3 separate regions of the Homo sapiens genome follow, and regions 2 and 3 are each linked to region 1. Evidence: chromatin loops called from intact Hi-C (ENCODE). Cell type or tissue: endothelial cell of umbilical vein. All regions are shown on one strand.

Region 1 (8,000 bases):
CAGAAAGGAACCCCTTGCCTTTGTTGAGGAGGCAGCTGTGTGTGGTATCATTCCTGGCTGCATGCCCATTGCCTAGCATTGTGTCTGATACATCCTGCAGGAATTAAGAATATGGAATAAGGAGCCAAACTTTGTAGATTCAAGTCCTACTTAGTAGCTGTGTGACTTTGGGTAAGTCATTTAACTTCTTCGTTCCTCAATTTCCTATTTGTGAAATGGGATGCTCTTAATACCTCTCTCATACTGTAATTGTAGAATTAAATGAGTTAATAAGGGTCAAATGCTTAAGACAGTGCTGGCAAACAGTAAGAGTTGCAAACATCATCACTTGTGGAATTGCTGGATAATGGGGACCTCACCATCACCCTGTGACATAAAGTGTAATAAACTCCTTTTTCCAGGTGGGGAAACTGAAGAAAGTACACCTGCCTGGTCATCCAGTTCTTAAGTGGCCTAAACAAGATTCCTACCTAGGCCTAACTAACACTAATAACAAAACATAGCATTTAATTAGTTTTTTTTCAAATGTTCTAGGCCTTTACAGATAGGCACATATTTACTTCTCACAACAATTATATGAGGTAAGTGTCAGTAACTCACATTTTACAGATGCAGAAACTGAGACTGAGGTTAAGTAATTTTCCCAAGGCCATATAGTCAGCAAATGTCAAGTGTGGGTTGTTTTGTTTGTTTTATATATTTTTTTCAACTTTTATTTTACTTTATTTTGAAACGGTGTCCAGCCCAGTGCCTAGGCTGGAGTGCAGTAGCAGGAACATGGCTCACTGCAGCCTCGACTTCCTAGGCTCAAGCAATCCTTCTGTCTCAGCCTCCTATGTAGCTGGGACCACAGGTGCACGCCACCATGCCTAGCTAATTTTTAAATTTTTTGTAGAGATGAGGTCTCACTTTGTTGCCCAGGTGGGTCTCAAACTCCTGGCCTCAAGCCATCCTCCCCCTTCTGTCTCCCAAAGTGCTGGAATTAAAAGAGTGAGCCACTGCACCCGTCCCAACTTTTATTTTATAATTGGGGGTACATGTGCAGGTTTGTTACAAAGGTATATTGCCTAATGCTGAGGTTTTTAGTATAATTGAGCTTGTCACTCAGATAGTGAGCATAGCACCCAAGAGGTAATTTTCCAGCCCTTGCTCTGCTCCCTCTCCCACTAACTCTAGTAGTCCTCAGTGTCTATCATGTCCACCTTTATGTCCATGTGTACCCATTGTTTAGCTCCTGCTTATAAGTGAGGATATGTGGTATTTGATTTTCTTTTCCTGATTAGTTCACTTAGGATAATGGCCTCCACCTGCATCCATGTTGCTGCAAAGGACACGATTTCATTCTTTTTATGACTGCATAGTGTTCCGTGGTGTGTATGAGCCATATTTTCTTTATCCAATCCACCATTGACAAGCACCTGGGTTGATTCCAAGTTTTTGCTATTGTGAATAGCACTTCGATGAACATAGGGATTCATGTGTCTTTCTGGAAGAACCACTTATTTTTCTTTCGGTACAGACCCAGTAATGGGATTGCTGAGTGGAAGGTAGTTCAACTCTGGGTACTTTTAGAAAACCCAGGCCAGAGAACCTGACTGTCCCCTACATGGAAGAAAAGGGCCAGGTCTCTGGAACCTGAAATTCAGCTAGCTGAGCTGCAGATCTGGCTGGCGTTCCTATGGCCAGAACTTGGACCTGAGGACTGTACGAGGACTGAGGATTGAGGCTGGGTCTCTGGGGCCGCCTGGGGCTCTGGGGCCGCCGGTGGGTTAGCGGGCCTGGAACACGGGTGTGGCCCGCAGCGCCAGTTTACAACGGCCGGCAGGACCGCAGGGAGGAGCAAAAGCAGGAAGTGCCGCGCGCGCTCGCACCGAGGGAACCCCGGCGGCGCCCCGCCTTTGCCGGCGTCTGGGCTCTGTGCCCGCCGCCCTCCCCGGCCGTTCGCCCGCGAGTCCCTTTCGCTTTTAACCCCAGCCGCGCTGATTGCCTGCGATTACTCAGAATCGCCCCCACTTGGCTGGCTGAGCGACAAAAATCAGCAGTAGCTGTCCGAGGAAAGCTCTTCGCAAACCGGCGCCCCCACCCAGCGGAAACACCCCAAGCCGGATCCCAGAAATCTCAGTCTTCTCCCAACCCCGGCTCTGCCTCTCTCTCTCAATGGGACTCGTCCGGGTCTCAGTTTGCCCATCTGTGCAGACGGTGTGAAGAATTTCTGCACAATCGAGAAAAAAAGGTGTGGAAACAGCCGAAAATAATTTTGATCCGAAATAACTTTGAGAGTTTTATAGTCTAATCGATTATTGTTTTAATAAGAATCTGTATTTTTTCATGCAAAAAGGAGTTTAACTGTCACCCAGGAAAATTCGCCTGTGGTTGGAGTTGCCCTGTGCGACACGCCCAGGGAAGCGCTGGAATGTCCCTTTCCGCTCCCATCTGTCTGTTAACCTGTAACCCGTTGTGCATGTATTTGATTCTTCCCGGTTAGAAGTTTTACAATCTCGGTGACGATAGGTGGGTTGGGGAGAGACTGGGTTTTGCAGCCAGATATTGGGTTACAATATCTTGCTGTACCATTTTTTTGCCTGTGGGACCTTGGTCAAGCCATTTCAACGTGCCGAGCCTCAGCCTCCCTTCTATAAAATGGGAAGAAGGAATCTCCTGCAGGGTTTCTGGGAAGATTCGGGCTGCTGTCTCTCTAGGGCCTACCATGTTCTGAGTGATCAGTGGAGAAGGGTGCTCATGGGTGGGGACTCCGACGGTCTGAGCCTGGATTTCTTCCACCTGCTCCTCCTTTTGGCCCCGTGGCTCCCCGGCCCTGCGAGAGGGCTGGGGCGTGGCGGGCTCCGAGCCTCCCGAGGCCTGCGTAGCGGCCGTAGCACCAGTTCCCGCCTCCCCCGCGGCCCGGCGCTGCGGGCGGGACCTGCGGCGACCTGTGGGCGGAAGTCTGTGGCTTTATTTACACAGAGGGCAGCCCGTGGAGGCTAGCCTTGTAAGGACGAATCGCTGGCGGGCCTGTGGGGGAGGCCAGGAAAGGCGGCCTTCGCCTGATAGGAATCTGTGAATAAATAAATACGTGAATGGAAGAATGCATTGAAATTCCCTCCTAGGATCACAGAAACGCATTCCAAAGGCAGCCTCAGAATCCGCCCACTCGCCCCCATCCCATTTGAGGATCAAATGATTCAAATGAGTTATTGCCAGGCCAGGCCTCCTGCCTCCCAGACCCCGCCGTCCTGGGGCTGCCTTTGGGGCGCGACTTCAGGGCTAGGAGTGAGATCTTGGGGCTAAACAAAGGGAAAGGGAACCCCGCTTTGCTCAGCACCTGCCATGTGCTAGGCACCTTTCCTATGTCACTTCATTGACTTTCATTCCCACGACGCTTTGGGGTAGGCACCGTCTTCCCACTTTCGTCTGGGAAAACTCTGGGTCAGATAGAAGTCACTCGCCCAAGAACAAAAGCGTGTGGGTGGAACAGCTTGGATTCAAATACAAGTCTGTCCTGAGCGCCTTTCACGCCACCGCGGGGCCCGGAGGAGGCGCAGGGGCCAGGAAGAGAAAGCGCGCTGGCGAGGACAGGGGAGCGGCGCGACTGCCCAGCTGCGTTTCCGGGTACCACCCCTTCCCGCGGTGTCCTTCGCTTGCCCGCTGGATCGCCAAAGCCTCTTCCAGCTCCACCCGTCAACTCATTCGCCGCCGCCCGGCCCGCTCACTCTCCTGATTTAGCAGCCAGAAGCCCCACGCCCGGTGACCACCGACCCAGAGCCCCTGGTCATGTCATAGCCAAAACCAATGTAGTCCTGGAGGACTTACAGGTGCACCCAGGGTGCGTATTTCTCCTGCCTCCACCTGAGTCCCGGCTCCGCATCCGGTCCTGGAGCAAAGGAAACTAACTGGTCTAGGCGCCTCTTTTCCCGGCAGGGCCCCACCCACGCCCACCCTGCCGAGGCCCCAAACAGGTTTCTTCACTTTCCCTGGCCCAGCTCCTGACCCGGGGCAGGAAGGAAGCCGGTTGCTCAATGTGCTGGAGGCTAGTTTTGGTTCTCAGGCCACCTATTGACCAGCCAATCAGTCAGGTGGGCCCAGCTCAAGCCACCCTGCAGGTACAGTGACTTGAGCACCTAGGACCACTCAACAAATCCTTAGGGGTCCTCACGCAACACAACACGTGGGCTCTATGTGCAGCCTGTGAGCGCCAGATCCCTTGGGAAAAATGAGCTGGATGAAGCCGGCCACCCCAGCCCTCTGGGTCCATCCTGCAGGCTTGCCCCAGGGCAACACACTGACCTCTTGCTGGGCCTCCATCACACATGCATCCACTGACCTTGGAAGACTTTCCAGAAGCCCCAGCTCGTTTGCTTTTAGATCTCTTGGCCAAGAGGACAGCATGGGCAGAAAATTCAGACAATGACAGGAGGAATTTATTCACAAACATTTACTGAGTGCCAGCCATTGTACTAGACCCTGGGGATACCAACGCAAACCAAACAGTCCCTTCCCCCACGTGTCCCCATCTAATGAGGAGTCAGGTAACAGGTCATTTTAAGAGGATGCCATGAGCCATTTCCCAGAGTGCATCTGGAAGAAGACCCTGAGTTGGTGGGGTGAGGAGTAGGGAGGCATCTGGAAAGACTCTCAGACTTCAAACACTGCCCCTTTCCTTCCTTCTTCCATCTTTCTACACTCATTTCTGGAGTACTGCATCAAGCTAAGAGCTCAGGGAGCAGGAGGTGGTTTTCAAAGGAGAACAAGTCATGGTGTCACAGTGTTGTGGTTAAAATGCCAGCGCTCCAGCTACAGCCACTTATTCTGTGCCTGTGGGTGATTCACATAATCTCTCTGACCCTTGGTTTTGCTATCTGTATAATAGGGATAATTGATAATATCTACTTCACAGAACAAGGCCCAGCCCAGGGTAGCCATTAATTAATGTAGTCTTATATTATTTTGTGGTGGTTCACACTTTTCTGTTTCTTACAACAACCCCATGTGGCTGACAGCACAGGTAACCTTATACCCATTTTACAGATGAGGAAGCCGACCCAGACAAATTAACGCAATGGTCCATGTCTGGTACATTTCAAGATCAGGATCCTGGGGAGGGGTGGCCTCCTGAAATAGGGGGATATTATGACCTTCACCTGCCCTCCCTGAAACCCCAGATGACTGGTTGAGGCTGAACTGTCTGGGGAACTTCCTCTGACCTAAATCCTGTCGGCTATACCCAAACACCAGCCAGAAGATACAAACAGCCACACCCTCACCGTTTTTGCCCCAACTTGTGCTTCATGCCAGGGGATTTCTCTTTCAGGAACTACATTTAAAAAGGGGGGAATTATATGATAATTGGACACCTACTATGTGGCAGACATTACACAAGGCATGCTTGTGTGGGTTATTTTATCTCATGTGAGCCATGTTATGTGGACAGGGAAAAGAGGAGGATGATGGAGGAGGAGGAAAGAATCGACTTGTTCCAACTGCTCTCCATAATAAAACTTCATTCAAGTGCATATAACCCTGAGTGTTCTTTCTAACATGCAAATGTGATCATACTCCAACTCTCTTGCTTAAAATTTCCCAGTAGCCTCCCTCTGTGTTCACAACAAAGTTGACACTGCACAGACATGCTCAGCTAGCCACATCGTCATATCCACTGTGCGCTCTGACCTCCTGGCCTTTGCACATGCAGTTTCTTCTTCCTGGAATGCCCTTTCCAGCTCCCCACTTCCTTTCTTACTTTTACTTGGTTAAATCCTATTCATCCTTCAGCCCTCAGCTTTAAATGTTGCTTCCTCTAGGAAGCCTCCTTGTCCACTCAGACAGGAATAGGCCCCTGCTACATACCATGCTCTATACATACTATTCTGTGTTGTATCTGTTTAATAGTGTCCCACTAGGTAATGAGCTCCTTAGGGTCAGGAACTATGTCCTCTTCCTGTGTCCTCAGCACTAAGCATATTATGACTCCTAATAGGCATTCAATAAATGTTTAATAGATGGATGAGAAGAGGTTGAGCATAAAAATTATCCCCATTTAACAGAAGAGAAAACCAATCCCAAAGAGGGGGGAAAATGCCTGTCTAAGCTGGTTAATGAATGAGTTACGCCTCTGTAAATCCGCTCAGCATTGTTTCACTATTTCATTTATAATGAAGATCATGCAAACTTGTAAGTTCTGATCTAAATTGTTCTTATCACTATCTTTCAACATTGCACAGAAATAGGACCTGGGTCCTAATAATGTAATAATTATAAATACTGATTATCAGGTCTATAGTTAGTCCTGGGTCCTGATTTTAGGTGTCCAAGACACATTATACCTCATGACATCTTTCAGATGCCACCACTGTGATGTCTCTTCAACAGATGAGAAAGCTGATTCAGAGAGATTAAGTGATTTACCCAAGGATCCACAGCCTTCAAACCCAAGTACTCTCCAACTCCTAAGCCCAGGTTCTTTCCACCTCCCCATCCAGCCTCCTGACATGGCTTGGAGCCAACTCTTTTGTGACCTCACATCCCATCTAGGCCTCAGTTACCCCTCTGACAGGATACAGATGAGACCCCACAATCTCTATGGGTCCTCTGGGCTTAGCCCAAATGTCATACAAACACTGGCATTTTTCCCTGGCCACTTTTCCCTTCCCCCCTTCAGTTCCAGCATCTGCATGGGCTCCACCTCTGGGGAAAAGACCTGGCAAGTGAAGCCATCGTTGTTCCCAGTAAGTGGCCACCTTGAGAACCAGGCAGGTAGGGGCAGATCCTCCCATCCACAGGTGTCTCAACAAACAAACTATTTAGCAATTACATACACCCTTTGCCAGAGCTCCCACAGTCTTTCTGGACTCCAAAGAACTGCTCCTAACTCTAGGGTTACTGCAAGAGCTTCCTTCAGGTGCTTGTATTGATTTATTCATTTAACAAATATTTGAGCACCTATTACATTCCTGACATTGTTCTTTTAACTAACGACATTCCCCTTGGAGCCCTGGAACTTCTTCAACTATCTGAGATGAGGAAGTTCTTCCAAACAGTCTTATACTAGACTAGAAGTTCCATGAGGGCAGGGGCTACGTCTGTTTTGTTTGTTATTCTATCCATTACCTAGCACTGTGGCTGACATGTGGTAGGTCCTCATTAAACATTTGTTAAATGACTGAACAGGTAACTATTAAATGATCCATTTATCTCCTAAAAGTTGCATCTAATCCTCTACTTTGAGAAAACAGTCATGGCATTATGGCATTTAGAATCAAAAGTGACCATTGAGGGAAAAAAAAAAAAAAGAAAGAAAGCTACCCTCATTCCCCCATTTTATAGAAAGGAAGCCCCGGAAAGAAGAGATACTGAGTTCAGGGCAGAGTCTGGAGTACACCTCAGGCCTCTTGACTTTGGCCTAAGCACCTTCTCTGAGTTCGGACATCACTCCAAAACCCTAAACATATTCTCATCTCATTCTCACAGCAGCCGTCTGGGGCAGGGGAAGAGGAAGGGAAGCATTCCCTTTGCCAAATGGCAGAAGGGAAAATTGAGACTCAGAGATGTGAAGTGGAGTGGCTTCCCAACCCCAGGTCACACAACCAAGCATCTCAGGATTTCTCCTCGTTAACAAATGCCCATTCCACCCATCTCCCTCCCCACTGCTCGCTGCTTTCACAAGCCTTAAAAGAGATGTGAAAGGACAAGCCCTAGAATTGCAAAGACCTTTCTCTTTGTTATTCATTCCACTTCTGGGAGGTTTGGTTAATCTATCCGCCCAGTGCAAAAAATGAGGTCCATCCAGACACTCATAATTGCTATATATTCTTGAAGGGGGCTGGTGGCCCAAACACTTATCTCCAAAGCCAAATGTTCTCCAGTGACACCAAGAACATCTTTTCCCTTCTATGATGGCACTAGGTGAGCAGGGACCAGGGGTCTTTGGGAGACTATTAGGCCTATCTCAAACCTCAGAGGGCCCTCTAGACTCCATACACACCAGGTCTCTCTGACTACAGGCT
Region 2 (8,000 bases), 58 kb after region 1:
TCAAACCACTTACTCATTGTACCCCTACGATATGCCAGATTTCCCAAACACTTTATCATTGGTTATCTCTAGTAACACCTCAAGAAAGGTGTATTATCTACATTTTACAGGGAAGGAAACTGGGCTCAGAAAGTTGGTATGATTTGTCGCAAGTCCTCCCAGCTAATAATAAGTCCTCCAGTTAACAAAGCTGGAATTGAAGCCCAGATCTGTCTGACTTGGAAGATAGAGCTTCTCCTACAACACTATGGTGGTAAAAGTAAAGGGAGCTTTGTGAAGATCACATTGCTACTGAGTGATGGATTTGAGATAAAAAAAAAAAAAAAGAATGCAAATGCTATCGAGAATTCCAAACTAGAGATTTCATCAGTTCCTGGGCCCCTGTCCTCCATACACAACCAGCATCACTTCCTGAATACCTGGACTAAAACCTTCTCAAACTTTACTATGCATACAAATCATCTGGGATATCTTTTGAAAATGTAGTTTCTGATTGAATAGTTTTTGGGTGGGGCCTGAGATTCTGCAGATTTGGAGATTCTTATGTGAGGCCAATAACCCTAATCCTGGGACAACATGGCTTCCTAAATTGAGATTCAGTTTTCAGCAGCCCCACCCCAAGATTGTCAAGCAGCAAAGTCTGTAAGGTGAGGGAGAGCAGTGTGGTTGTAGTGGGAGGGGACACAATGTTTGTTTAGTTATCATTTATCGAACATCTTCACTATGTGCTGGGCATAATGCTAAGGACTTTACAGGTATAACCACATTTAATCCCCACCAGAACCTTATGAGTAACTATTTGTGTCTACATTTTACAGATGTGGAAGCAGACTCGGAGTTTAGGCCAAATTCACACAGCTCTATCCAATTCCAAAGTTCATGTTCTCAACCACAATGACAACTTTCTCCTCAATGAGATTGTTCCCCTTATACCCACAGCAAGTCTGAATGGCACTTTTGAGGGGGAAGGAGTCTTTGTGCAGACATTGCTAAGCTGATGTGGACAGCACAAACCCAACACCGAAGAATATCTTAGACCAGATGTTGATCAACTTGCTAGAGGAATGTGCCAAAGATTCATTCACACCCAGACAGAAATAAGCGTAAACAGCTTGAGTGAAAACTCAGAAATAACTTGCATACTCAACAATTAAATAATGATTAAATAAAACATAGTATGTTAAGCAATGGGCATAATCAATAGGCAATGGATATACAGATTTCAGGTAGGGTGTTTGCTAGTACAGTATGATCTGATTTTTGTTAGAGAAAAGTTGTGTGTGTTTGCATATAGGAAAAAGATTGAAATTAAGTACTCCAAAAATATCTCAGTAACATTTGGATAAGATTATTACTGTTCATGTTTTTCTTGTATTTTCTTTGTATACTTATCTGTTATTTCTCTTTTTTCCATAGCAGGTTGTATCATTTGTATAATAGCTGAAAGAAATAAAGACATAAAAATGCAACAGAAGCCAGAAAAAAAGCTTTAAAATGGCAGATATTAGCTCAAATTATAAAGCTATAAATATTGTAACAACTGAAATTGGGAAATAGACAATTCAGTGGAAGAGAATAGAAAGTCAAAGACCCATAAGATGTGGATATATAAATAACTTACTTTTTCTCTTGGAGTGGGAAGGCTTTCCTAAAAAATAATACAGAACTATTATGCAGAGGCCCCCAAAAATACTATATATTCAGATGATAGACCATTGACCAACAGGTAAATATTTCTAACCTATAAGACAAATAAATAGGACTAATTTTCTTAATATATAATGTGTTCTTATAACTCAGTAGAAAAATTGGCAAAGAATATGAACATCTGTTCTTGAAGAAAGGAGAAAAAGAGCAAGAGAATGGATCTCAGCCATAGAAGCATTTAGGAGGGAGCAGTGTTTACCTGGCGTCCACCTTTGTTGATAGTGTTTTTGTGTAATTATCAAGGTAGAAATTCAAACCATAGTAGAACAGAAACAATCCCATTCGTCACATCTGACCACGAAGGGATTCATCAGTTGCTTAGTGGGAGAAGAATAGGAAATTCATACCAGAATCCTATTTCACAGTTTATAATTGGTTATATAAAATTAGGCCTAAGCTAACTGCATAACAAAACATACCAGGAGGGGAAATGAAATGGCATCAAGAATGAAAAGGATGCTGACAAAGGGACTTCAATTCCATCTCGTCCTCTAGCTGTGTATCCTTGAATGGCCTTGCTAAACCTTCCTTCTTCATCTATAAAATGGACATCAGAAATCCTATTTATGGTGTTTTTCTGTGAAAAAAAATAAGATGGCATATGTTAAGCAGTTAGTGCTCAACAAATAGTAACTGTATTACATCCCCAGAATTATTATTATTATACTATACACATATATATAGGGCAGGAACAGGGTCAACACTATGAGCCTCCTCCACAGGACTGAGCAGAGAGCAGATCCTCACTGACTACTGCATTGGGACAGACACCACAGCCTTGCTGCGACACAGGTGGAGCATGGTTTTGCAGTCTTGCCAAGTTCAGGACCCTGTACCAGCACTGACTCCCACTTAGGGAACCTCTCAGGATCTTTGTTTCTTCATTTGGGGACAATTTTGGTGATGCAAGCTATAAGGGTTAAATTAAATTAAATCATATTTGGGAAAACACTCTTTGAACTATAAAGCTGTCAGCTTCAGCCCTGCCTTCCCCAGTTTGCAGAACCCACTTATTGAGGCATAGTTCATATCAAAGTTACCTCTTTCATCACCTCAGCCCATCCATCTAGGGGCTTCAAAAATGTTCTCAGACCTGGAATCTTAACTGGGGCCAAACAGTACACAGCCTAGTGCATAATACCAAGATCAAACTGACTGGGACAACTATGGGAAACTCTAGGACATCCCCTAAACTGTCAGCATATCCCACACACATGTTTTCCTTGCCTTCACTGCCAACCAGACCAGGAGCCAATATCCCAGGACCAATCATAGCACCATTTATGGAATGTGTTCTGTGTTCTGAGCCTTATGCTGAGTATTGTACTTGCAATGTTTCAATTAATCCTCACACTAGATCTAAGATAAGTAATCTTATCTCCTTTTTACAGATAGGAAAACTGAGGCTTAAGGAAGGTTAGGACAAAAGTTAAGGAACTAATGGTTCATAAATGATGGGCCAGAGTTTCTATTCCAAGTTTATTTGACTATGATCTTGGGTATTATGATGCCTCTGTAAGAATTATTTTGCAGATGAGTCCCATGAAGGAAACTGACCTACCTGCAATCACATAGCTAGTAAGCACCAAAACTGGGATTATAATCTATGTCTCTTCAAGTCCAAAGACATGCTCTCCCTGTGATACTGTGCTACCTTCCCCAATCCCGTAAGACTAGTTTCTGCCCAAGCGTCCCTTCCCTGAGCTCAGAGCCTGCTGTTGTCCCTAGCCTATTGTTGAATGGCCTGGATCCATGCCTAGCTCTTCTTAGTTTCTTTCCCTGGAATCTGGGTTCCAGATTTTGTCCTTGCTGATGGGACACCTGCTGAGGAAGGACAGATCTTCCCAAAAGATGACAGATCCCTACTTGGTTCCAGAGAATGCAAACAAGAGTTCTCACTTCAGACACATCTACCTTTGAGAATGAGCACCAGACTAACCCATTCCCTTGTTTTCTGTGTTGGATCTGTTAAGCTGCCATGCTCCAAAATGCTGAGTGGGGTCAAGAGGTTGTTCTCCAGCCTGCCTTCTTGCAATTTCATCCTCTTGCTAATTCAGGCATGTTAGAGACCCATAATTCTCATACTCAGGCCTGACCGATAACAAATATCAGCCGTTATTTTTTTTTATGCTTCTTCATTTCCAATTGTAAAAGTTGTATGCTCATTGTTTTATTTCCCATTGCTACGACAAACCCTTCCTCTCTATAGCAGTGCTACAGGAGCATAAAGGGAGCAGAGTTGCAGATGGCATATTGTAACTGGCCTTAAGTACAAATTAAAAATCCACCTACATGGTCAAGGGATGCTACAACCAGATCAATTTGCAGATAAAGGTGCTCATTCAAGCTGAAGGATTTAACAGAAAAAAAGCAGACTAAGAAACAGAATATTTAAACACTTCAAGTCATTTGCTTGGAAAGACTTTCTGCATCTTGTTGGAGGAGCGAGTCATCTTCCTGTGTGAAGTGTTCAAAGCTCACTTCCGGTGAGTAATGAGAGGGGCATTCAGGTCTGGATGCAGCCACTGTGCACGTGGTGAAGTCCACGGCACTACGGCTTCCTCTTCAGAAAGCAGAGGTGCTGCCTCTTAGGCTCCATAATTCTGGGCTCTTCTCCAGGCCACAAAACAACCAAAGTTTCTAAGGGCATATGCTGATGGCATCTGCCAGCTCTCTATCCAGTGCAACTATGGCTGTCTGTGACTCACAGTAAGCTCCACCGGAAGCCTTTTCCATGTGTTTCTGTGCAGGCTCTGTTGGCTGAAATTCGTGCCAGTCCCGAGAAAGGTCTGTGGTTCTGGCAGGCAGCAATCATGTGTTGGAGAGCTGCAAGGACCCAGTCTTAGTTCAGGCTGTAGCTGCAGAAAGGGTAAAAACACAAGCCAGCACACACTGATGTGTATAGTGAATGGGCCTGGACTACCTCAGTAGGCTGGAAAATACATAACAGTAGGTCTGGGGGAGAATGTACATCACATACACAGAAGGCTACTCATTGTCTAAGCCAACAATGGAATTTCAAAAAAGATAGAGAAGACCCCATTTCTCTGAAGCAACAAATCGTGCAGGACAGTAAGAGACTTGTGTTAGAAACTCCCATCCTACCTCTTATCTGGGTTAACCATAAGCCTTCAAATGACCCCACAGAAGCAGCCTGCAAGGGAGATGGTGGAGATGTTATCACTTCTACTTTTCACACGAGGAAACTGAGCTTCCGGGAGGTTAAGTTGCCATAGATCACACTGATAGTCAGCGGCCCCAGAGGATTTGAACCCACATCTGTCAGACTCAAAAGCCACCCTCCTACCTGCTTCAAAATTCATCTTGTTCCGATAAATTGTTATTCAAAGTCACCTGTGTTCAATGCTGGAGCCAAACACCCTTTTGGGGTACTGAATAAAAGAAAGAAAAGGAGAGAGGAAAGGAGTCCTAGCTTTGCTGCTTTTAAACAATGTGGCCTTAAGCAAGTCACTAATAACCTCTCCAGCCTGAATGTTTAATTCTGGGATCACTTTGACAAGTTTATCAGGGGAGATTCTCTTGTGCTATTTCCTTTATTGACCCTGAAAAAGTATAGTTTTCTCACTCAGTCATTATTCATTGATTCCTTCACTCTGTAAACATCTACAGACTACTCAGCGGCAGGCACTAAGGCAGAAGGATAAATAAGACATGGTCCCTGCCATCAAAGTAGTCATGGTCTGATGGGAAGAAAGGCCTACAAAAACAGTCACGTGGCAGTGCACAGGACACAGTGCTCACCCTCCATAAGCACAGACCTTTCTGCTGGTGCAGACCCGGAGCCAGCTTCTCAGCATGCACAGCAGAATGTGCACTACAGCAGCACCCTGCCCTAGGACCATGGGAGCACAGGAGAAGGGGCAATTAACACTCAGTTTTTCATCTTTGAACCACAGTCACTCTCTGAAATTACATCTTAGGGCCTTAGGGCTATTTTCACTGCATGGCACTGTTGGGTGACTCATCATAAATTTAGAGCTGGAGAAGAATGCTGAGATTATTATAATGCAATCCCTCATGTTATAGGTGGGAAAACAGGCCTAAAGAGGTAAGGTCACAGGTAGGAAGAAGTAGAAACTGCTTCTGCACCCAGATCTCTTGACTTCCATGTCTTGCTAATTTTCAGCAGTTATGAGATACCCAAATCTTTTTCCTGTTTTGATTCTCCCTACCTCCTTTCATACTATACAGTTTCATTCAACTAGGTGTAATAATGGAAGACAAGGACTCTGAATAAATATGAAACTTCTCCGTGGGACACTTGAAATTAAAAAAACATCATTTTTTTGGACTCATTTGCAGAAATCTCCAGTGAATGGACCTTGACCTAGCTGAGGTACTTAAGTCCTAGCTAACGTTAAAATCTGCTGCAGATGAATCTCTTTTGTAAAATGTAGTATATGGAAAAAGTCTCGATCTTGGATTTAGGAGGCCTGGATTCAAATATCAGCTTTGCCAATAGGTTGCCTTCAGTTCTTAGGCAAGTTCTTCCCTTCTGAGGACCTCAGTCAGTCCCCTCAACATCAAAGGAGAAGACCAAATCCAATAGAAGCTCCATGAAAACAGGGACTTTGTCCACTGCTCTCTCCCCAGTGCCTTGAGCCACACATAGCACACAGTAGGAACTCAACACATGAAAATGTCTCCAAAGACACTAACGTTCAGAAAATAGGAGTCCATGAAATCATTTCCAAAACTTAGAGTTCATGTCTGTTCGTGTTTTTCCCCTCCCTTTTGTTCAAGGGATGAATGCCTCCCCACCTCCCCCGTCTCTTAGCAACAGCGTGGAAGAGTTGACTGTTCTGAAGCAGTTCTCAAATTGTGTGACCTGGCAGCTGTGCATTACTCTGTGTACTCTAATATTATCGTTTCGGCATCACTCCCCCTCTGCTGTCACTTCTCGGGCCCTTTGCTCAGAACCACCCGCTCAGCTCCTCTGCTCACTTGTTGCTGAAAACACACCCTGATTCCACCTACCTTCACCAAGCTCGCCTGTGCTACTATGCAAGACAATAGAAGACTGGACACCTTCAAGCACAGTAATGTATTTTAACAGGAGTACAAGTGTGTAGTGAGGAGGGGTAGATGTTTTGCAATACTTGGCAAACACCAAATTTGAAACCTGTAAACATTTCCCAAGGTCTTCCATGGGTCACTTTATTGTGCAGTGGATTAAGCAAAAATTTTTTAAAACAAAGAACAGTTACTACCATTTATTGAGCCCTTGCTATGTGTAAGGTAGTTTCACACACTCTTCCCTGCTTAATCTTCTCAACAACACTGTGAGCACCCACTTTTACAGAGAAGGGAATTGAGGCTTAGAAACATTGATTAGCTTCTTCAGGTCACAAAACCAGTAACAGCTGCCAATACTGGATCTGGCTCTTCTATCTGATTGCAACATCCCATGTTTTAAAATTTAGATGAATCTAGGCCACGTGTGATGACTCATGCCAGTAATCCCAGCACTTTGGGAGGCCAAGGTGGGTGGATCACATGAGGTCAGGAGTTCGAGACCAGCCTGGCCAACATGGTGAAACCCCATCTCTACTAAAAATACAAAGAAATTAGCCAAGCGTTGGTGCACGCCTGTAATCCCAGCTACTAGGAAGGCTGAGGCATGAGAATCACTTGAACTTTGGAGGCAGAGGTTGCAGTGAGCCAAGATTGTGCACTGCAGTCCAGTCTGGGTAGCAGAGTGAGACTCTGCCTCAAAATAAAAATAAAAATTAGAAGAATCTGGAAAGTTAAAAGTCCGCTAAGAACAACCTAGTGAAAAGGAAACAGAATGGCAGCTACAGACCATCCAGTTCTTTTTCTCCACCCACTTTATTTCCTCTCCTAAAACTGAAAGAACTTGTTTTCTGTGACTCCAGTATATAGAGCTGACACTAACATTTGGGAGTTATGAGGAGATACTTAGCAATTATTAGGTTGAAGAGAGTTCTGTCAGAACGGACCTTTCAGCTCATTCAATTTAGCCCTGATTTTTTTTTTTTTTTTTTTTTTTTGAGACGGAGTCTCACTCTGTTGCCCAGGCCGGAGTGCAGTGGCACAATCTCATCTCACTGCAATCTCTGTCTCCTGGGTCAGGCGATTCTTCTGCCCCAGCCTCCCAAGTAGCTGGGATTACAGGCACATGCCACTATGCCCGGCTAATTTTTGTATTCTTAGTAGAGACGGGGTTCCACCATGTTGGCCAGGTTGGTCTCCAACTCCTGACCACGTGATCCACCCACCTTGGCCTCCCAAAGTGCTGGGATTACAGGCAT
Region 3 (8,000 bases), 210 kb before region 1:
AAGATCATATGTGTAGAGGAGATCAGTTATCTGACTAACTCTGTGCTTGGTTTTGGCCATGAGGCTGCACAGAATCAAACGGATCATTCATTGATAAACATCATGAGGGTTCTTATAATTTTTTCTGAACATCCTGATTTATGTCTCATAATTTGATTTTAACATTTTAAAATCTTATAAAAACATAAAATTATGGCTTTTTTTTTTTTTTTTTACCATCACCAGTGATGCCTCCAGGCCCCTTCTTTTATTAAAGCCTAAAATGAGCCTTTTTATGTTTTTCACAAAAACACAACAAAACAAGATTCTACTATTCCAGTTCTGTTCTTGTTGAATTTAAGACACAATCTCTGACCTCAAAGTGGCCACAGAGAAAGGGCAGAAAACGATTTTCTGCACTGCACTTTTACCAATGGAAACTGGAGAAACAATACATACTCATGTGAACTCAGGTGTGTTGTAGCAGCTTTGTCAGGTCTGGTATGTTATAGAAATGTCTGTTAATCATATAAGTATAAATAGCATGATAGGCCCACAAAGCAAAGCCAAAATTGTCCATAACTGGTCTTCTGCTAGTTTCCAGACATGATTTCCATACAAGGATCCTCTGCTCCAGCCCAGTTGGAGTTTTCCCAGTGGTGAACACCTCTTCTACATCACCACCTCTGCCCACCTCTGCCTCCTTCATCCCCCTTCTCATCTACCCTGACCCAACCCTCTCCCTCCTTATATGTATTCACTCATTCAATCACGTATTCATTTGTTCTTTTAATTGATATCTACATCTATCCACATCCAATATCCACATCCAACTGGCAAGCAAGTGGTATCTGTTTCCTATTAACCGGAGTAGAAGTCTAAGCGCTTGTGCCCACTGCATGTTGGTATTGAAATTGCCACGAAAAACACAACACAGTCAAGCACTGGATGGAACAGAACTTTACTCACACAGAGAAGAGACAGAGCAAGATCTGCTTCACTAGTGGGTGTCAGTATCCCATGGACAGCAGGTCCATCCCAGTAGCTGACACAGGCCATTGAATGACCCCTCTTATGCTGCAGCAGAAGGGCCCATCCCCTGCCTGCAAAGGACAGATACAGTAGCGAAGTTTCTAAGTGCCATATGATGCATGCCCTTAAGCAAAGCAAAAGAGTACAAACAGAAAAAGATATTCCCACAAAAGGTGATAAGTCCAGCACAGGCTGAGGATTCTTTATTTCTTGGTAAGGAAGTCTTCCAGGCCCAATGCGCATTCTTAGGTGGCCAAGCAGGGGTGGAAAGACGGCATGCAAGAGACTGCCTTTCCCAACATACATCCCCACCTTTATCCACATTTGTACCTGCATCCATATCTACCCATATCCATATCCATTTCCATATCCATGTCTATGTCATCTCCCAGGTTGCTATCACTTGTTTTCAGTTATGTTCATCTGCCTGGTCTTGATTCATTTATTTTGATGGTGTCTTTTTTTCTCCTATATTACACCATGAGTTTCTTAGAGATAGTAGCATGATTTACTGATTTCTGCATCTTACACCAGCACACAGTAGATCCTTAAGGATTTGAAGATATTGGGGAAAGCAGCACCTTTGTCAGGCATTGTTCTGGCCAGTTAGGCCGCATCACCTTATTTTAACCCTGGTTACTCTATGACCTTGTCTCACTTCTGACCTTTGCACTGGCCGTCCCCAGGTCTGCCTACGGTTGGCTTTTTCTTTTCATTCTTATTTAAATTCAAAAGTCATTTTCTCTGAGAGTCCCACCCTGACCACCTGATCCAGGGATCCCAACCTGATTCCCCCACAAAGTCATTCTATATCCCAGGGTCCTCTTTCATTCTCCCCATAACACCTATCAATTCCTGAAGTTAGCTTTTTAATGAATTTATTGATTTGTCTATTGTCTGTCTTTTCCAGCCCCTTTCCCAATTAAAATATAAGCCCCATGGTGGCAGGGGTTAGCTTGTCTTTTTTGAGGCTGTGTCTGCAGCTTAGAGTAACGTCTGACACACAGTAGGTGCTCACTTATCATTCAGTGAAAGAGTAACCTCAAGCGGAGGCTATTACTATACCATTTTTTTTTTCGAGATTGGGTATCGCTCTGTCACCCACGCTGGAGTGGAGTAGCATGACCTTGTCTCACTGCAGCCTCCACCTCCCGAGCTTAAGCAATCCTCTCACCTCTGCCTCCCAGTTAGCTGTGTCCACGGGCACACCCAGCTATTTTTTTTTTTTTTGTATTTTTGGTAGAGATGGGGTTTTACCATGTTGCCCAGGCTGGTCTCAAACTCCTGAGTTCAAGCAATCCAACTGCTTCGGCCTCCCAAAGTGCTGGGATTACAGGCGTGAGCCACCTTGCCTGGCCTATAGCAGTTTTGGAGATGAGGAAGCTGAGGTTCATGACAAGGCCCATGTCGACAGATCTGAGATCCAAAGCCCTTTTCAAAGCCCAAGTCTCTTACAGGACGAGAGACTGCCACTTACCAAGCACAGTGGATACGTTGATAGAAATATGATGCTTCTACTTTAATCAGACTTTCTGATGTTTCTCTTTTTCCCTTGTCTGTTTTGAAACTGTAGACAAACAGGCATGTGAGTCTCTAATTCCAGAAAGTTTTATTTACTAGCATAATAATAAAAATAATAGCTTCAAAGTATGCTAAGAACTTTGTATACACTATTTCACTTAATCCCCACAACAAGCCTATTAGAAGGATAATTTAATCTCCTTTATACACATAGAAAAATAAAATTCAGGAAGATAAAATACCCTACCTAAGGTCAGTGGTATCAAAACAAGAATCAGAAGATACAAGCAGTAGCTGAATGTAGTGGCTCATGCCTATAATCCTAGCACTTTGGAAGGCTGAGATAGGAGGACTGCTTGAGACCAGAAGTTTGGGACCAGACTGGGCAACATAGTGAAACCCTGTTTCTACAGAAATTAAAAAAAAAAATTATCCAGAGGCATTGATGTGCACCTGTAGTCTTAGCTATTTGGGAGGCTGAGGCAGGAGGATGGCTTGAGCCCAGGAGTTCAGGGCTGCAGTGAGCTATGATTGCACCACTGCACTCCAGCCTGGGTGACAGAGTGAGACCCTGTCTCTAAAGAGAGAGAGAGAAAAAAAAATACAAATGGCTTAATTTGAGAAGTGAGTGATAAAAGACTAAGGAAACCAAGACTCAAACTCACATCTCTTTGCCTAACCACAGTGCTAGAGTAAACACTCCCTAAAGGCAGGCTCTGAACTGGGTACCAAGGATACGAAGACTCATTCCCTGACCTCAGCAAGCTCATGGTCTAGAAAAGGAGGACCCAATTTGGACAGGAAACAAACCAGGCACAAAACAAGGGGAAGAGGAGAATGGAGAAGGAGGCCTATGGGGACATGCTGGGCTCCTGCAACCTTAATGGTGGTAAATATAAAAGGGACTGACCTTCTAGTTTTTCAGTGTAACACCAGAGCTGTAGAGGGAGAAGGGCCACTAGGAGATTCCATTTCAGTGATGTAGCCAGCAGGAAAGCCCCCATAAGTGAGAGCCTGGAGAAGTATCTCCTACCCTGGACTGTGGCAGGAGGGAAAAAGAGCAGTCACTGTAGGGTGAATAGAGTGGTCCTTAGATTTAGTGTTTTACTTCCCCTCCCAGCCTTGAGCCAGCTGCTGTGACTCATGGCTCTTTGGCTGCAGGAAACCCGTTACAACCTAACTTTCTGCCTAGGTCAATTGGTTTTGGTTTCATTTTCTAGTCTGGAGTATGATCATGTTGTCTATTAAACTCAGAAATTTTCTTGACATTTTCAGTTTCATGCAGAATGAAAAAGAAGTGGTCTTGTGACAATGTGATCACCTTGCTGAATGTTCTAGAGCTAACCAGTGGGACAAGGGACAAGGGCTTCCTTATCAGGATGGAGTCTCGGTCTGTGAAGCCAGCAGTCCCAGTATTTGAAAAAAAAGTTGTCTCAGTCAGTGTTCTAGCAAAAAATGGATGGTACACTCAAACTGTGTAACTTGGAGGGAATTTAAGGAAAAGATCATTTACTTAGATGCAAAGGAAACTCTGGGGCTTATAACAGCAGGCAGTCATTACCTTCCCTATCTCTTAAAAGGCAAGAAGAGGGAGCAGTTCCTGGAACAAAAAGACGGGAGTTGTAGGGAGAGGGCTCCCCAAAAAGAGGCTGCCTTCATGAGAAGAAAGCAGCCAAGCCCTAGCAAAATCCTAAAAGGAGGGAGCAGGGAGAATAAATCCCCCATCCTCACTCTCCTGCCACTCCCTGCATCTCTTGCTGGTAACTTGCAAAGGCTGGGCACAATTGGGAGCTAGAAGGCAAGGGAGATCATTGATGGGGCCCATGCAGGTCGGCCTCCTAGGGTGCAGAGGTGGGTACAGAAGGGTAGGGAGATCTGGAGAGCCATGGAAACTCATGTAACATGTAACAATAGTTATGGCTGGTTGACAATAACTATACAAAGAGTGTCGATTGTGGTAGACAACTGCCATTGACTACTCAGGATACATCTGGCCCTTTCAAAGCACTTTTATGAACTAGCTCTTTTGATTCTCACAACAAGCCCTTAAGGTGGGCACTGTCCTGGACCCATTTTCCAGACAGGGAAACCAGGGATGAAAGAGGTTAAGCATTCGCTGGGAAATGAAGGAGTATGAACTCAAACCCAGATGGCTGTGGTTACAGATCCAGTGCTTGTTGTCCACTGGATGGGCCCATCTTACCCAAAATGATAACCGAGGAGCTAGGTCCTCAATCATTGCTGAAGGGTAGGGACATGAGTATGGCCTGGGGAACAAGAGGAAATAGTTCCATAAGCATTGTTTAGCATAAATGAGATCAAACAAACATGCTTCATTTAAAAGATGTTAAAATATCACCCAAGTGGGTGGGGGTGGGGAGACAGAACCAGAGAGAACGAGCGAGAGCGAGCATGCACCAACTGCACGTAGGATACGAGCCAAATGTCTAATTATAGCTGATAAGGCTCCTCCTGATCTGTGCCCTGCCTACTCATCTTTCCCTGTTCCCCGTGGGGCACTGTGTCCCAGCCAAAGGAAACTCTACTTAGTTCTCAAAATAGCCCTAGGTCTTCTGCCTGGGACAGTTCACCCCACCTTGTATTCGCCCACCTCAAATCCTATTTATCTATTGGGTCCTAGTTTTGGCCTTTCTCTTGCCTTTCTTCCTCTCTCCCTCCTTCCTTCCCCTAGCAAACACTTATCGGCATCGGGTGTGTGCAGATATAGTGGTCAGTGTTGCAGACCTGGGTCAATACTGGTCCCTGCCTTTATGGAGTTTCCACGAGGAAATCTTCCCTCCACGCCCAAGTGTAGGCTGGGGAGTCCTCCTTTGTGTTTTTGCGGCCTCTCTTACTCTGTTGTCTATCACCTGGTTTCGTGCCTGTCTCCTCTCTCAGACCATAGACTCATGAGGTTGGGACTCTGTCTGATTCTGTGGGTGTTCATTTCCTATCACTCCTGTAACAAATTACCACAACTTCACAGCCTAAAACAACACAAATTAATAATCTTACAGCTCCAGAGGTAAGAAGCTGGACACAGGTCTCACTGGGCTAAAATCAAGGCAGTGGGAGGCTTTACTGCTTTCTGGAGACTCTAGGGAAGAATCCATTTTCCAGCCTTTTCAACTAGAGGCTGCCTGCATTCCTTGGTTGATGGCCCCTTCCTTCATCTTCAAAGTCAGCCAAGGCTGGTGGGGTCTTTCTCACATCACATTTGGACATTGATTCTTCTGGATGCTGATTCTTTTGCCTCCTTCCTCCACCTTTTAAGGACTCTTGTGATTACATAGGCCCACTCAGATAAAGTCAGCTGATTAGCATCCTTAATTCCATCTGCATCCTTTATTGCCTTTTGCCACATTCCAGGGATTGGGACATGCTAGTAGGTGAGGGCAAAAATGGAATGTCTGAATATGCAGGATATGCATGTGTGTGGAACACATAGAATCTCTATATATGTCAAAGGCATGTGTCCAAGTAACACATGTAAGTATGTTGCATGTCCGCAAGAGCGCATGTGGACGTGTGTGGTTTAGGAGGTATACACTGCCTGATCGCATTAGTTGTGGTCATATGCATGTATGTGTGTTGTGAGGCGGGAGGACCACTTGAAGGAGGAAATATAAACATGCATAGGCTACCAAGTACTATTTTTCTGAGAGTTGTGAAATATTTGTGGTTTTTTCCCCATTATGGACACTTGCACTGCAGAGACCTGGATTTCTACGCTCATATTCACATGTACTGGTGACCACCCTCAGAGTGAAGGCAGCGTCCTCTCTGGGCCAGTAGCTCTTCTAGAAGGGCCTATATGAGTCAGCCTGCAACTCAGACATATTCAGTGCTGCAGGCAATGAAATCAATCAGAGCCTAGTTTCCCATTGTCCTGTGAAGGTAAAAGCCCCTGGCATGGAATCCTATTTAAATCCCCAGCTCATCCGTTAGCTAATTTCACAAATCCAAGAGCAGCAGAGCCTTAAGGATCATCTAACCTGCACCCTTCATTTAACAGATGGATAGGGCTTAAAGAGTGGGAACTTGTGCAGGTTGATGCGACCAACCAGAGCAGAATAGGAGGAGGGACCCCTATTACAGTTAAGATCTTTATGAGCTGACTATTGCTTGAGGTCAGGAATGTTGCATTACATGCTCCTAAAACATTAGGCTTCTGTAGAGCCCCCTGCTCCCCAGGTCCTCATGTCTCTAAGAGATAAAACCCAGAGATGGTGTTTCTAGACACAGCCTCTTCATTCCGGAGAGAAGCTTCTACTCACAATCTCGGTCAGATTTCTCACACAGGGAGCTTGGCTGGACATTCTAAAAACCTCAAGGAATTTTTTCAACCCATCTCTTAAAGCTTAGGCCCAAGCTAGAGCAAAACTGTAGCTTCTTGCTCAGTGTTCTTTGGTTCTGTGCTGGTCCCCTCAGCATTCCCAAGCATACATTCCTCACCCATATATATATAAACCGATGTGTTTATGCAACAATATTTCGGGTTCCTACTGAATATGGCCTCTAATGCTAGGTGTCAGGCACACTGTGGTGAACAAACTGACCTGGATCCTAGCCCTCAAAGGGGTGTATAATCATAGAACTTCCAGGTTACATCCAACTCCAGTCAGCCCCAAAGCTGTTTCACTTTTATTTATTTATTTATTCTTTTTATTTTTTATTTTTTGAGATAGAGTCTCGCTCTATTGCCCAGGCTGGAGTGCAGTGGTGCGATCTTGGCTCACTGCAACCTCCTCCTGCCAGGTTCAAGTGATTCTCCTGCCTCAGCCTCCTGAGTAGCTGGGATTACAGGCATAAGTCACCACACCTGGCCCTGCTGTTTCACTTTTAAACACAAGAGGGGAGAGAGAGAGAGAGAGAGAGAGAGGGAGAGAGAGAGAGAGGTGGACACCTGCATAGGAGTGAGAGTGAAGTGGGCAAAGAGAAAAGAGATCATGACAGCAAGAAAAAGACATCAGAGGCACACAAAGACCCAGAGGGAGACAGTGTGGTGGAAGGCTTGGCTGTAGTTGTGTGCACGCTGCTGTGACATCAGTGAAGCACAGCGGGTGTTCTGTAAATGGTCATGCCCTTCCCTAATAAGGCTGAGAGCAGAAACCATTCATTTATTCTCATGCTCTCAATGGATATTTATTGAGCATCCACAGTGTGCTAGACACTGCACCTGGCACATGTCGCATCCCTAACTTTGACCCAGGGGTCTACAGAGCAGGTCCTCACACCCCACCCCTGTACTGCAAACAGAGCAAGGGTGCTAATCCCTATCATACAGACAGGGGTTGGGCAGACCCCTGAAGTCACCTCCCACACAGAGTTAAGAGTTCTTGTACGACAAGGATGCTGGCTTCAATGCCTGGCATAGAGTAGGCTCTCTGAAGAGTGAGTTTGCATGAGTGAATCAAGCACTGGAATTTAGGCCTCTCAGACCTGAGAATCCTTACTGTCTCATTCAA

Evidence for each region. Peaks named below come from ENCODE experiments on the same cell type or tissue, not always from the same donor. Only the 100,000 strongest peaks of a DNase experiment are listed, where the experiment ranks them.
Region 2: it touches region 1 in a loop (5-fold over the local background); 2 of 110 quality-filtered maps call a loop at or near these places.
Region 3: a loop joins it to region 1, with 4 times the contacts of the local background. A loop is called at or near these places in 6 of 110 quality-filtered maps.

The regions. Positions count from the first base shown.
Region 1 is chr1:58,810,323-58,818,322 of GRCh38, reverse strand. All of the region lies in intron 1 of JUN-DT (JUN divergent transcript), which reads right to left. LOC101926907 (a long non-coding RNA gene) reads right to left here and starts at 3,883. Exons shown (of 2, transcript XR_246327.5): 1 at 3,811-3,883; 2 at 2,281-3,055. RefSeq lists silencers at 1,800-1,949, 2,762-2,961 and enhancers at 2,403-3,398, 3,399-4,395. In endothelial cell of umbilical vein, no CTCF peak of the experiment used is centred here; DNase peaks (open chromatin) are centred at 52, 1,862 and 3,042; H3K4me3 peaks cover 1,113 bases; H3K27ac peaks cover 4,549 bases.
Region 2 is chr1:58,751,927-58,759,926 of GRCh38, reverse strand. It overlaps LOC112268263 (a long non-coding RNA gene), which reads right to left. Exons shown (of 9, transcript XR_007066129.1): 7 at 2,127-2,284; 8 at 1,622-1,648; 9 at 1-1,440. Among named protein-coding and RNA genes, the nearest start is that of JUN, 28 kb to the left of the region's middle. RefSeq lists an enhancer at 3,726-4,925. In endothelial cell of umbilical vein, no CTCF peak of the experiment used is centred here; a DNase peak (open chromatin) is centred at 4,286; H3K27ac peaks cover 3,451 bases.
Region 3 is chr1:59,016,066-59,024,065 of GRCh38, reverse strand. LINC01358 (long intergenic non-protein coding RNA 1358) reads right to left here and starts at 3,590. Exons shown (of 3, transcript NR_110626.2): 1 at 3,443-3,590; 2 at 2,489-2,578. RefSeq lists enhancers at 3,719-3,828, 3,859-3,908. In endothelial cell of umbilical vein, no CTCF peak of the experiment used is centred here; a DNase peak (open chromatin) is centred at 3,695; H3K27ac peaks cover 1,146 bases.